2 separate regions of the Homo sapiens genome follow, and region 1 is linked to region 2. A link is a contact called in ENCODE Hi-C or POLR2A ChIA-PET data. All regions are on one chromosome and are shown on one strand. Each heading gives the region's core, a stretch centred on a gene start or an enhancer-like site at or near the end of the contact. The rest is flanking DNA. Distances are from core to core; before and after follow the strand shown.

Region 1 (6,703 bases), core at 1,928-4,427, 3.1 Mb before region 2:
CTTAGCTTCAATAGTGCTTTTTTGGTCCAGCAAACTGATTTACACTTTGAAATAAAGTAAATCCTCAATGTGTGCTACTACACTTCCTTCTTGATAGGAATTAAATCTAAATAATGACCATCTAGGAAATTAAAACTATTTGGCCCAGCGTGGTGGCTCACACCTGTAATCCTAGCACTTTGGGAAGCCAGGATGGGAGGATCACCTGAGGTGAGGAGTTTGACACCAGCCTGGCCAAAATGCAGAAACCCTATCTCTACTAAAAATACACAAAAAAATTAGCTGCCGTGGTGGCGGGCACCTGTAATCTCAGCTACTAGGGAGGATGAGGCAGGAGAATCACTTGAACCCGGGAGGCAGAGGTTGCAGTGAGCGAAGATGGCGCCACTGCACTCCAGCCTGGGCAACAGAGCTAGACTCCATTTCCAAAACAAAAACAAATAAAAACTATTCCAAACACATATTAACAAAGCATTTTGTTTGATGATCTCATGGCTCATATATTTGTCCACATTTCCTATGTATTTCCATGGGCAAGTAAGCACTGTTCAAATTATATTTTGTAGCACTCATGATACTTATGAATAGATAGTAATAATGTGAATTTTCTAGGTCAGACTTCAAAGCAGCACAATTATGCTTTGTTAAAAATCAACTAAGGGTAATTTTGTAACTTTTCCAAGTATACATTAAATAACATGACTTTACTTTTTTTTTTTTTTAAACACAGGGTCTCCCTCTGTTCCCTAAGCTGGAGTGCAGTGAACATAGCTCACTTAGCTCACTACATAGCTCACTACAGCCTCGACCTCCTGGGCTCAAGTGATCCTCCCAAGTTGCTGGGACCTCGGGGTGTGCCACCATGCCTGGCTAAATTTTTTTTTTTTTTTTTTTGAGACAGAGTCTCGCTCTGTCGCCCAGGTTGGAGTGCAGTGGTGCAATCTCGGCTCACTGCAAGCTCTGCCTCCTGGGTTCACTCCATTCTCCTGCCTCAGCCTCCAGAGTAGCTGGGACTACAGGCGCCCGCCACCACGCCCGGCTAATTTTTTTATTTTTAGTAGAGACGGGGTTTCACCGTATTAGCCAGGATGGTCTCGCTCTCCTGACCTCGTGATCCGTCCGCCTCGGCCTACCAAAGTGTTGGGATTACAGACGTGAGCCACCGCGATGGGGTCTCTCCATGTTACCCAGGCTGGTCTCAAACTCCCATGCTCAAGCAATACTCCAGCCTCGGCCTCCCAAAGTGCTGGGATTATATGCGTGACTCACTGAGCCCTATTAATATGACTCTTCTTACTAAAATTTTATTCCAATAGTTTGTAGGCAAATTATAAAACTGCTAAACGGGCTACTGAAATTTTTATTAGGTATGTCTTTATCAAAACTGTAATAATTCAAAAATTTAAATATTTTTATTATTTATTTATTGAGACCGGGTTTTACTCTTGTCGCCCAGGCTGGAGTGCAATGGCGCAATCTCGGCTCACTGCAATCCCCGCCTCCCGGGTTCAAGCGATTCTCCCACCTCAGCCTCCTGAGTAGCTGGGATCACAGGCAGCGTCACCACGACCGGCTAATTTCGTATTTTTAGTAGAGACGGCGTTTCACCGTGTTGGCCACGCTAGTCTTGAACTTCTGACCTTAGGTGATCCGCCTGCCTGGGCTTCCTAAAGTGCTGGGATTACAGGCGTGAGCTACGGCGCCTGGCCAAAAAATATGTTTTTTAATGGAAAAACAAAAACAACCACACGAAATAGACTGTTCTTTTGAGAAGGCCAGTTATAATTTCCTTTTCTTAAAAATTTCTTCATAAGGCATTGTCTACAATGTTAAATAAATTTAAACAAACATTTTACATAAAAGCAAATCATTCCTATATTAGGATAAAAGTATCAATTGTTAGTTTTCCCTTAAAATAACATTCAGGAACTTACTTCTCCAGCGTCCAGTAGCAGGTTGCAAACAATGAATATATTCAGTAAGTCTCCTCTCAAAAGCCTTGAGATCTAGGTATAAAGATGTCAATTTTCTAATTAGCCACTCTTACTCGTCTGACGAAATGTCAGAGTATTTACCTAACATTAAGACGACATGTGAGATACTCTTAACTGCTTCAGGTCTTACACACTAACTTCCATGTATCACTGCACTGTTTATTTCATTTACTATGACAGCTTTTTAAGCACTTGACAAAAAATTAGGGCTCTTTAATTCCAATTTCTCATATAAGAAAACTTGCTGATTTACTTTTAGAAGCTTCATAAATGGTATTGGGAGAAATAAGCAGCAGCCTCGGCCAGCGCCAAAAGCGAACATTTTCAGGGTTGCAAATAAAATTAAAATCAGGTCGAGTTTTAGCTCTCTGGGAACCAAGAACTTCCTATTAGAACCACGTAGTGCCTAACATCAAAGTCTTCGAGGTCTACCTGACTGCAATTACCCGCCTCCGGTTTCCAGCTCTTATATTTAATTAATGGCTACGCCGTCTGGCCTTACTAGACTTCTTGACACTGATAGCGAGTGGGTGTGGAAAGACATTCCCCTTGCCCCCTCCGAAGGGGTACAGGTGATCTTCGTGGCACCCAGGCAGCGCCTAGTTCTAGAAGACAGGGGCGTCTAAGCTGCTCCGAGTGAGTGGTGGGGTATCCTTTCCGCAGTGGTGTGCTTTAAACTTTAAAACACCGAGCAGCACTTCCTAACCTTGGCAGTTACCGGAAACCACCGCAGGAATCAGGGATACAACTCGCGGGGCTGTGAGAATGAAATGAAATGAATTAGCAGGCTGCAATGCACGAAGTGCAAGTGTCTGCCAGTGAAAAGAAAATAAAAATAGAAGCTGGCGAGGAGGTCGACCCTCTAGGTTTGTGGGGACTCAGGGAGCTGAGGCACCGCCCCCCGCGTCTGGCCAGGTACGGCCGCCTACGCGCCCCCAAGCTCCGGGCCCCTAGCTCCATCCTCTGCGGCCTCCTCCCGGGGCGGGGGTCTTCACGACGCCGGCTCCTCCGGAGCACCGCCAGCTTCCGAGGGGAGACGGGGGACGGGCCCGGGCGGCCCACCCTACCTTCCGCCTGCTCCAGCGAGTTCATGTCGGGCGGCAGCTCGGGTCACCGCCGCTGCCCTGTCCGCATCGCAGCTTCCGCGGCCCCCGCCCGGCCCGCAGCGCCAACTCCCACCTCTAACCGCTCCCCGCTGCCCCTCCCCGTCGCACCGCCCCTTGCCTAGACCCGCTACGCTCATTGGATTCCTCTACTAGACCTCCAACTAAGACAGCTTTCTATTGGCTGTCTCTTGCACCGGCCTCGGCGCCTAGCGTTGGACGGTCAGCCGGAGGGACCAAGAACTGCCGGCGGCCAGGCGGGCGTAACGCTGGCGTCGCCTGCTGCCCCGGGGAGGAACTGCAGCCCTCCGGAGCCAGTTCGTTCATTCATTTATCCCCCGTTCCCCGCTTGGTTCTTTCATTCGTCAAATGTTGATTGAGCGCCCACTACCTTCCAGGCATTATTCTGGTCGCTAGCGAGGGATACAGAAATCAAAGAGCTGGTTCTGTCCTCAAGGATCTCAAGGAGTAATGAAATCTGTACAGAACTAACTAGAACCCTAAATAACCAGTTTCCTTAATTATGGTATCCTAGATAACCAACCCCTTAAGTAAACACTTCTCTCTTGGTTACTTTCCTCTCACATCACCCAGCTTTCATAATTCCTAAATGAGGCAAAGTGTAAGCCCAAATACCTATAACTTAAGAAGAGATCTGTAAGGGATTGACTACATTTGTATTTGATCACAAGGCCTTCTTGTTCATTTATTGGTGGCATTCTTTCATTCAAAATCATTTTATTGCCTAACATGCTAGACACTGTATTGATACGCGTGTGAGCCAGGTAGACAGGATTCCTGCCCGCAAAGAGGAAGGGCTACAGCAGGCAACAAACATGCAAATAAGTAATTGATTTCAAATAAGAATAGTTGTGTTAAAATAGAGATCCTGGCCGGGCGCGGTGGCTCACGCCTGTTAATCCCAACACTCTGGGAGGCTGAGGCGCGTGGATCACTTGAGGTCAGGAGTTGAGACCAGCCTGGGCAACATGACAAAACCCTGTTTCTACTGAAAATACAAAAAAATTATCCAGACGTGGTGGTGCATGCCTGTAATCCCAGCTCTTTGGGAGGCTGAGGCACGAGAGTCACTTGAACCCAGGAGACGGAGGTTGCAGTGAGCCACTGCACTCCAGCCTGGGTGACAGCGTGAGACTGTCAAAAAAGAAAAAGAAAAAAAAAAGAATCTAAGACTGATGGGCTAGATTTTTTTGTGGCAGTAACATACCAACTTATAAACAAGACCTAAGGCCCTGCCAGGCAAGGGTTAAATCACTCAAGACCCAGACACTTAAAGAATAAACGATGTTCTAACTGCCACAATGTTCGTTTTTTTCCTCTAGCAGCTAAACAAGCAATATTAAAACAATTGCAGCTTACCAAGTACCAGTCACTGACTAACTGATCCCTTTGTTCCACAAGCCATAACTCCTGCTTTCATTAGACAAGAGACTGATTTCAGTAACTTTCTCCTGATAAGAGACCACCCACCATAGATTGGCCCTAGCCAGTCTACAGAGGCTGCACAATGAGTGCCTTTATGTTCTCTGCTTCGCCTTTTGACGTAAAGGGTCTAACTGTAATGCATTTAAATGTTAAGTCTCTACCCCAAAGTGAACATGTGACCCATGTAACATGCATGATTGTTTATTATGCATGTGTGCACCCCTCTTTCCTGAATAGCTTCTCCTATAACCTGTTAAATATGTATACTTGGCCAACCCATTTGGCATAAATTCCTGCTTCACCCTTCCTCCTTCAAAGTGCCTGCTTTTGGTCTCTGCCAGAGACCATACTTCCCAGCCTATAAGGATGGCCAGCCTGCAGGCTCCAACCCTTCAGAAATAAACCTCTTTAGGCCAGGCACAGTGGCTGATGCCTGTAATTCCAACACTTTGGGAGGCTGAAGTGGGAGGATCACTTGAGTCCAGGAGTTCCAGACCAACCTGGGCAACATAGTGAGATTCTGTCTCTACAAAAAACAAACAAACAAACAAAAAACATTTAAAAATTAGCTGGGCATGGTGGCATGTGGCTGTGGTCCCAGATACTCAGGAGGCTGAGGCAGGAAGATTGCTTGAACCCAGGAGTTCGGCGCTGCAGTGAGTTATGATTGCACCACTGCACTCCAGCTGGGGCAACAGAGCAAGACCCTGTCTCAACAAACAAACAAACAAACAAACAAACAAACAAGCAGAAATAAAGCTCTCCTCCCCAGATTTATGAACCTCATGATCCTTTAGTTGACAGTTCTATGGAGGGAGTAACAGTAATAGGATACAGTGAGAAAAAGGAAGGTTAGCAGGATCTCATGCTTTGGGAGGGCTTCATGAGGCACAGGCATTTGAGCTGAGAATGAAAAGATGGATGAGAAGAATCCAGCCATGCAAAGATGAGGGCTAAGAAGGTTCTAAGCAGCACTGCAGTTTTTCCCCTATTGGTATTTTGTGTATTTAATTCATCCTCAACCTTCCTCCTTCCCATTTGTCAGCAGAATTAATTGACACCCCCACCCACCACTTCATTTTGAAGGTTCCTCTACTATAGCACTTTTCAGTTTTCCACTTAGGGAGCCTTCCTTGGGACCAAACCCTTTCCATGTGTTATCACCCTTAACCCTTTCAGGTGATATTTTTTAAACCGTGGGTCAAAATCTAGAGAGGTTTGTAAAATCTATGTACTGATTCATGACTATTATTATTATTTTTAATTTTTTTGTGGGTTCATGGTAGCTGTATATATTTATGGGGCACATGATGACTATTTTTTTTTTAATGAATTAAGGCCAGGCACTGTGGCTCACGCCTGTGATCCCAACATTTTGGGAGGCTGGGACGGATGGATTGCTTCAGGTCAGGAGTTTGAGACCAGCCTGGGCAACACGGTGAGACCCTCTCTCTACAAAATATACAAAAAATTAGCTGGGCATGGTGGTGTGTGCCTATGGTCCCAGCTATTTGGGAGGCTGTGCTGGGTGAATCATTTGAGTCCAGGAGGCAGAGGTTGCAATGAGCCGAGATCACACCACTGCACTTCAGCTTGGGTGACAGAGTGAGACCCTGTCTAAAAAAAAAAAAAAAAAAAAAAAAAAAACTAAAAAGAAACCTAATTGGAAGTAAGGATGTGGGGTTTCATGGCCTATTGTTTCCGTTGTGTGTGGATGTGTGTGCATGCTCACCGTGTTCTCATCACAGTACAAAGCATATACCCGAGAGTTCCACTTTAAAAAAAAGTTTGAAAGTTCGAAAGTCATCACGGCCCATTTCACAACAGAGAAAGTAAAAATCAGTTTGCCCGGATCTCACAATTATTGTCATAGCCTGATTTTAAGCCCTAAGTCAAACTACCCATTTTGACTTCTTGCTCAATGTTCCATTTCTCCATCTCCAAGTCTAATTCATCACATTTCCCTTCGGCACACAGCAGTGCTTAGAGAATGGCTATTGAACATCTGTTATATGACAGGCTCTCCTGGGCTAGATCCTGGGGAGGTGAGGAGTGAAGACAGACTGATGAATAGGGCATTGCAAAGCATTGTGGTGAGTGGAGGCTTTGCTGACTTGCCTTCAAAAGGGACAGTTCTGTTAACTGCAGGGCTTTTGTTTG
Region 2 (6,316 bases), core at 1,625-4,124:
AATTAGCAAATTATGCTGACTACAATTAATACCCAGAAATGGAGAAAATATTGCAAAGAAATGAAAATGAAATTCAAAAATAGTTACTGTGGTTACTGGTCTAGTCAGGTAAAAAACTAAAATAAAATAACAAGAACAAAAGAGGGAATTTACCCAGCTACTCTTCATTACAATATCAGAAGCTAAAATGGCATCAAGAGAGAATTTTTTCCTCTTGCAAAAAAAAAAACTGAGTAAAACTGAAACAAATAGGAAACTCCAGCCCTTTTAAACTGTTCATGGGCAGAAGGAAAATAAGATAAAACAATATGAAACAAATAAGATAAATTAATATGAAGGTTGCAACAAAGACAGATTTTCAGTTCATATTCTTACGTGGAGCAGGAACTAACAGAGAAATGAGACGAGAGAAAATGATAACTGACAAGCAAGGAGATTTGGGAAGATGAGGTCATGAAAAGGGACGGAGGGGCATTCCCCATAGGTAATGGAAGAAGTCAGGGAATCCCAGTAGAAAAGCCAGAAATTTAAATGAGCAAAGACAACGTAAGCATATGGGCCAAGAACAATAGTTTATACTTAATTTCTTTTAGCTTCTTAGTAATTTTTTAAATTTTAATTATTTATTATTATTTTGAGACAGGGTCTCACTCTGTCACCCAGGCTGGAGTGCAGTGGTGTGATCTTGGCTCACTGCAACCCCCACCTCCTGGGCTCAAGGGATTCTCCCACCTCAGCCTCCCGAGTAGCTGGGACTACAGGCGTGCGCAACCACCCCCAGCTAATTTTTGTGTTTTTAATAGAGACGGGGTCTTGCCATGTTGACCAGGCTGGTCTCGAACTCCTGACCTCAAGTGATCAGGACTTGAGGCAGGAGTGATCCCGCCTCAGCCTCCCAAAGTTCTGGGATTACAGGCCACTGCGCCCAGCCCTAAGTAATAGAAATGTATAACTCTTTTAAACCAATGATATAAAAAATAACAAGCCCCATCTTACACCTGAGGAAACCTCAGAAAAGTTAAGTAACTTGCTGAAGGTCACATTGTTCCTAAATGGCAGAGTCAGACTACCAACCTACACAGTCTAACCTCGCCATAACTTTACACCGTCTCTTACGAACATCTCAAAATGTGAAAAGTAGAGAATTGGATTTTACAGCCGTGCATGAGGATGACGTCAGCATTTACACGGCAATGGCGGTTGGCAGAGGCAGTGGCTCAGGCCTGCAATCCCAGCACTTTGGGAGGCCAAGGTGGGTGGATGATTTGAGATCAGGAGTTCGAGACCAGCCTGGTCAACATGGTGAAGCTCCACCTCTACTAAAAATACAAAAATTAGCCGGGCATGGTGGTGGGCGCCTGTAATCCCAGCTACTCGAGAGGCTGAGGTGGGAGAATCACTTGAAGCCGGGAGGTGGAGGTTGCAGCGAGCTGAGATGGCGCCACTGCACTCCAGCCTGAGCGACATAACGAGACGCTGTTTCAAGTAAAAAAAAAAAAAAAAAAAAAAAAACAAAAGAGTTCGAGATCCTACCACAAAAGGTACAAACGAAGGGTGGTGGGAACTCGAATGAGATAGCAGTGTTCACCAGTGCCCAGTAAAGGAAGACTTCACAGAGGGAGCAGGATTTCAGATGGGATTTGAGGAAAAGGGTTTAAGGACTATTAATGACTTATCACTGATTACTCTTAGGGTTTTCAAGCTAAATTTCAGAGTCCTTGTCATGGAATTCAGGCCCTCCACAACTAGGTCAAAGGGAACGCCAAGGAAGAAACATTATCCTGAGTGAGATGCTTATGCTGAAGTCTTTGCTATCAGTTCAGGTTCCAAGGGATCAGAAAACCTTACTTTTCTGTCTCCATAAACCGTAAATGGGTTGAAGGCAGGCACTTTTGTAACACTCCTCTCCCCGGACCAGGCCTCTGTACATCATAGCACTTGGTAGATGCACAGCATACTTTCTGAGCGAAACTAAAACGAATGTAAATCAAGTCACCTGGTGGCCAGACTTGCCTTACACCATCTAAACCTCTGGTGTTAGCTAATTTTAAAGCTATCAAGTAAGAGGCTTAAACACGTGGTCCAGATGCAACATGTGGACCTTGGTTTGGACCCGGATGCCACAAACCAATTGTAAAAGGACATGAGATCATCTGAAAAACCTAAATATGGACTGGGAATTAGATTAAGGAATTGTTAATTTCATTAGATGAGATTACATCGTTATGCCTTTAAAAGTTGTCTCTTAGATATTAAATATATACACTTAGGGTATTTATGAATGAAACGGTTTCCCTTAAAACACTAGAAATGTATGGTGGAGCCAATGAAACAGGTAAAAGGTAGCTAACTGCACTATGGGGAGTAATATACTGCTTCTGCTAAATGTTTCAGAATTCTCATAATATAAAACACAACATACACACACACGCGCCCCCCAGTTTTTTTCATCGTAAGCCCCGAGGGAGCCAGACCCAGAGGGTCCACCGACGTCCCGGATTCTAATAACGACATCTGCGCGCCAGGCGGGCCTCCTGCGGGAGCCGGGGCCCATTTTCTTTCGAAGCTAACGAAGCTGCTGCGCAGGCCTGTTAATTCCCTCAGCAGCCAGTGCGAGGTTAAACACGCGACCTCGCAACCATGGCTTTTGAGAGGAAGCTGAATTCCTGGGGTGCGCCGTGCACAGTTCTTCATTTCCTACGTTGGCCCTGCCCAGCCGCCTGGACCTGGAGGAAAACAGAGAACCTGGCCCACTCTTCAATACTTCGACCCCAGTGGCCGCGCCTCGGGCGCTCGGGGGCGGGCTCTGCACAGCGACGTCACGGCGCACCGTGCGCTGGGTCAAAGTTCAGCCCCGCCCCCGCTTCCCCCTCGCTGTCTCCCTCGGCCTGTGCCGCCGCCGACGCCGCTTGTGGGCCCGACTCCGCTCTGTCTGCTTCGCCACCTTCTCCCCGAGCACTGCCCGGCCGGCCGCCATGGCTAACGTGGCTGACACGAAGCTGTACGACATCCTGGGCGTCCCGCCCGGCGCCAGCGAGAACGAGCTGAAGAAGGTATCTGGGAGCGGGCCGGGCGGGTGTGAGGGGCGCGGGGCCTGCGCGGCCAGGGATGTCTTCTTCAGCCAGGCCGCGCTACTGGGCTGCCCGCGAGCCGGCGCCGGCCGTGACTGGCCCGGGCTGGGAGTCGGCGGCGGCGGCGGGACCGGCCTCGCCGCGAGCCGCGCACTCCGGCCTCGGCTGACCTTGGGGCCGCCGGCCCCGCCCGCCCGCAGATGCAGCAAATAAAACTCACTCCTGCGCAAACACGATGGGAGCCCTTCCTTCCTCCCTCCTTGAACGAGCGCCGGGGGCTGGTATCCCCCGGGAGGCAGCAGCTCGCCCGGTCCTTCGCGTCGAGGTCACCACCCCGGAAAAACAGGTTGGACCGAGGTGCTCAGCGCATCCCGGCCCCGAGAGAGAAGCTGTCCGCCCCGCGGCCGTCGGCCCCGGGTCTGGTGCTCCGCGGGGAGGAACGGCGGGGAGGTCGAGGCCGCCCCCACAGAGCGCCTCGGGCGGATGGGGTTGTTTCCTGGGTTCCGCGGCCGCCGGCTGCGGGAGCTCCTCCCTCTCTGCGTCCCTCGCCCATTGACCCGGAGGTAGCTGGGTCTGTGTTTGGATGCATTGTTCTTTGGGCAGGTAATGCTAATGTCCTGTACCTGCTTAGGAATAAGCCGTGGTCCCAGCCAAACGCCTGAGTGTACAGTAAACATAAATAGAAGGCCTTATTATTGCTATTTGCAATGCTGCGATATCTTTCATCTCAGGATTTCAAAGCACACGAGGCATTTAAGCCCCACAGCATCCTCACCAGGCTAAGAGCATCCAGATTTGTAAGCCGAGAAAAATGAGAATGCTCCTTAGGCAGTGAGAAGAGTACAGTGGACTTCCTGTTACCTTACCGGAAATGCTAGTCTGTATTATATAATTCACGAGCCTCCGTGAATGAAGATTTAAGTGCTTTAGGACCCAAACACCTCGTTGAGAGTGTGTGCAACTTCTCTACCACCGAAGTTGCCACCACGACCCCAGTTAACCACCACGTGCAAATAAAACACCAAAAGACGCTAACTAGGACCACCTTTACTTTTTCATGATGTTACAGTTAGAAGGAAGGCGTGAGCCATCGGGAGCAGGAATTGTGACTTTAGCTTGATTTATAGTAATGTTTTGCAGTCCGCAAAGCTTAACAGTCATTTATCTCGAATTTATTAGGGTCGTCTTGGTCTGGTTACTTGGCCATCAAAGACACTTGACAATAGGGAAAATATGGATAATGTTTGAACGTTTTGTTTTTCCCTGTGGCATTGCTTCATTGTTTTATCTGGTTTTCACGTCACTGTAACCTGTTTTCAAGTATAGCTGCTGTCTACTTGGTTATATTACATTAGTAAACAGTATCGCGAGAAAGTGCCGAAGAATCCCTACGAATAGAAAATATTTTTGAAAGGTTATAACTCTAGAACATTACTTCTCAGAAAAGTGGATATTAAGTTATTACAAAACTTTTAACTGGTGTTTAGTTATAACCTTTTTTGTTTTTATCCATTTTCAAAGGCATACAGAAAGTTAGCCAAGGAATATCATCCTGATAAGAATCCAAATGCAGGAGACAAAGTAAGTTATTTGCACCTTTTTTATTCCGGGGGTTTTAGCTTTAACTTAAATTGCCCTCCTTGAAAAAGAGGAATGTTGCAGGAAAAAAATCCAACTATGCCCACACAGCCACATTTTCATAATGTCAAGAGTATTTTAGTTTTAGAATAAGAGTACTACCATTCTGAGGAGCGGTGGGTGGTAAATAGAACCAGAATCAAGTCAAAGGTAACTTGTCCCTTTTTTTTTTTTTTTAGAATTAAATGGATTCTGGATTCCTGTAGCTTCTCCCCACTCTTCTACTTGAAAATGCAATTATTTTTATTTTTACCTTTTCTTTATAGTTTAAAGAAATAAGTTTTGCATATGAAGTACTATCAAATCCTGAGAAGCGTGAGTTATATGACAGATACGGAGAGCAAGGTCTTCGGGAAGGCAGCGGCGGAGGTGGTGGCATGGATGATATTTTCTCTCACATTTTTGGTGGGGGATTGTTCGGCTTCATGGGCAATCAGAGTAGAAGTCGAAATGGCAGAAGAAGAGGAGAGGACATGATGCATCCACTCAAGTGAATATCTTGTTTTGTTGTTTTAAAAAATTAAGTACTTTTTGTCAAGTGGGATAATGACTCAGTAGATGAAAAATCTCATAGAGTGTTCTGTCCTTCATTAGAAAAACTTCCATTTGCCTTGTCTTCTTTTGGTGACTAAATTGAATTTGATTATCTGAATGTTTCTATTTCGCTGTAGCTCTTAAAAGGACAGTCGATATTTTTTAATGAGAGGAAGGTGGTTTTATATGGTTCTGAGGCTGCTTGTTATTATAGGACTTAAAATTTCAACTGTGAAGATCATTTTCTCTCTCTCTCTTTTTTTTTTTTTGAGACCGAGTTTCGCTCTTGTCCAGGATGGAGTGCAGTGGCACAATCTCAGCTCACTGCAACCTCTGCCTCCTGGGTTCAAGCGATTCTCCTGCCTCAGCCTCCCAAGTAGCTGGGATTACAGGCATATGCCAACACACCCGGCTAATTTTGTATTTTTAGAAGAGATGGGGTTTCTCCATGTTGGTCATGCTGGTCTCGAACTCCCAACCTCAGGTGATCTGCCTGCCTCGGCCTCCCAAAGTGCTGGGATTACAGGCGTGAGCCACTGTGCCCGACCTTTTTTTTTTTTTTTTTTTTTTTTTTGAAATGGAGTCCCTGTCGCCCGGGTTGGAGTGCAGTGGCACCATCTAGGCTCACTGCATCCCCCTCCTCTCAGGTTCAAGAAGTTCTCCTGCCTCAGCCCCCCAAGTAGCTGGGATTACAGGCACCCGCACCATGCCCGGCTAATTTTTGTATTTTTTAGTAGAGACAGGGTTTCGCCATGTTGGCCAAGCTGGTCTTGAACTCAAGTGATCTTCCTGCCTCATCCTCCCAAAGTGCTGGGATTACAGGCATAAGCCACTGCGCCCAGCCTATTTTCTTTGAAGTATATGAATCTTCCAAGTTACCTTTTATTTAAAAACTAAAAATGAGTGACTGTCTGCCTACTTTGTGTACATGTTAGAGTCACTCATTACTTGATCCTCAGTGTGAACTCTTCTGAGTTGGTTTCCATGGAGCTTGCTGGCTTCCAGCCTGACCTTAACCTGCCAACACATGAATGGTGCCTGACCTTGGTCTTAGACTGTGAATCCACAAGCCC

Evidence for each region. Hi-C counts contacts between places; a loop is a spot of excess contacts on that map. ChIA-PET counts read pairs that join two places held with the same protein, here RNA polymerase II (POLR2A). Pooled maps may share reads with other maps.
Region 1: a map of naive thymus-derived CD4-positive, alpha-beta T cell shows a loop between it and region 2 (12-fold over the local background). The contact joins the promoter of CNEP1R1 here to the promoter of DNAJA2 in region 2. A Hi-C loop is called at or near these places in 2 of 168 maps with a recorded cell type or tissue (CD8-positive, alpha-beta T cell and naive thymus-derived CD4-positive, alpha-beta T cell) and 8 of 50 pooled maps. POLR2A ChIA-PET finds 5 or more read pairs at or near these places in 2 of 52 experiments (A549 and T-cell).

What each region holds. Positions count from the first base shown.
Region 1 is chr16:50,021,699-50,028,401 of GRCh38, reverse strand. It overlaps CNEP1R1 (CTD nuclear envelope phosphatase 1 regulatory subunit 1), which reads right to left and starts at 3,177. Exons shown (of 6, transcript NM_001281789.2): 1 at 3,062-3,177; 2 at 1,935-2,006. The coding sequence starts at 3,086. RefSeq lists a silencer at 2,864-3,173 and enhancers at 2,987-3,488, 6,404-6,703.
Region 2 is chr16:46,970,232-46,976,547 of GRCh38, reverse strand. It overlaps DNAJA2 (DnaJ heat shock protein family (Hsp40) member A2), which reads left to right and starts at 2,874. Exons shown (of 9, transcript NM_005880.4): 1 at 2,874-3,053; 2 at 4,593-4,652; 3 at 4,976-5,199. The coding sequence starts at 2,976. DNAJA2-DT (DNAJA2 divergent transcript) reads right to left here and starts at 2,776. Exons shown (of 2, transcript NR_186372.1): 1 at 2,423-2,776. RefSeq lists enhancers at 2,463-2,552, 2,613-2,682 and silencers at 3,113-3,162, 3,193-3,272, 3,423-3,472, 3,503-3,572, 3,923-4,002.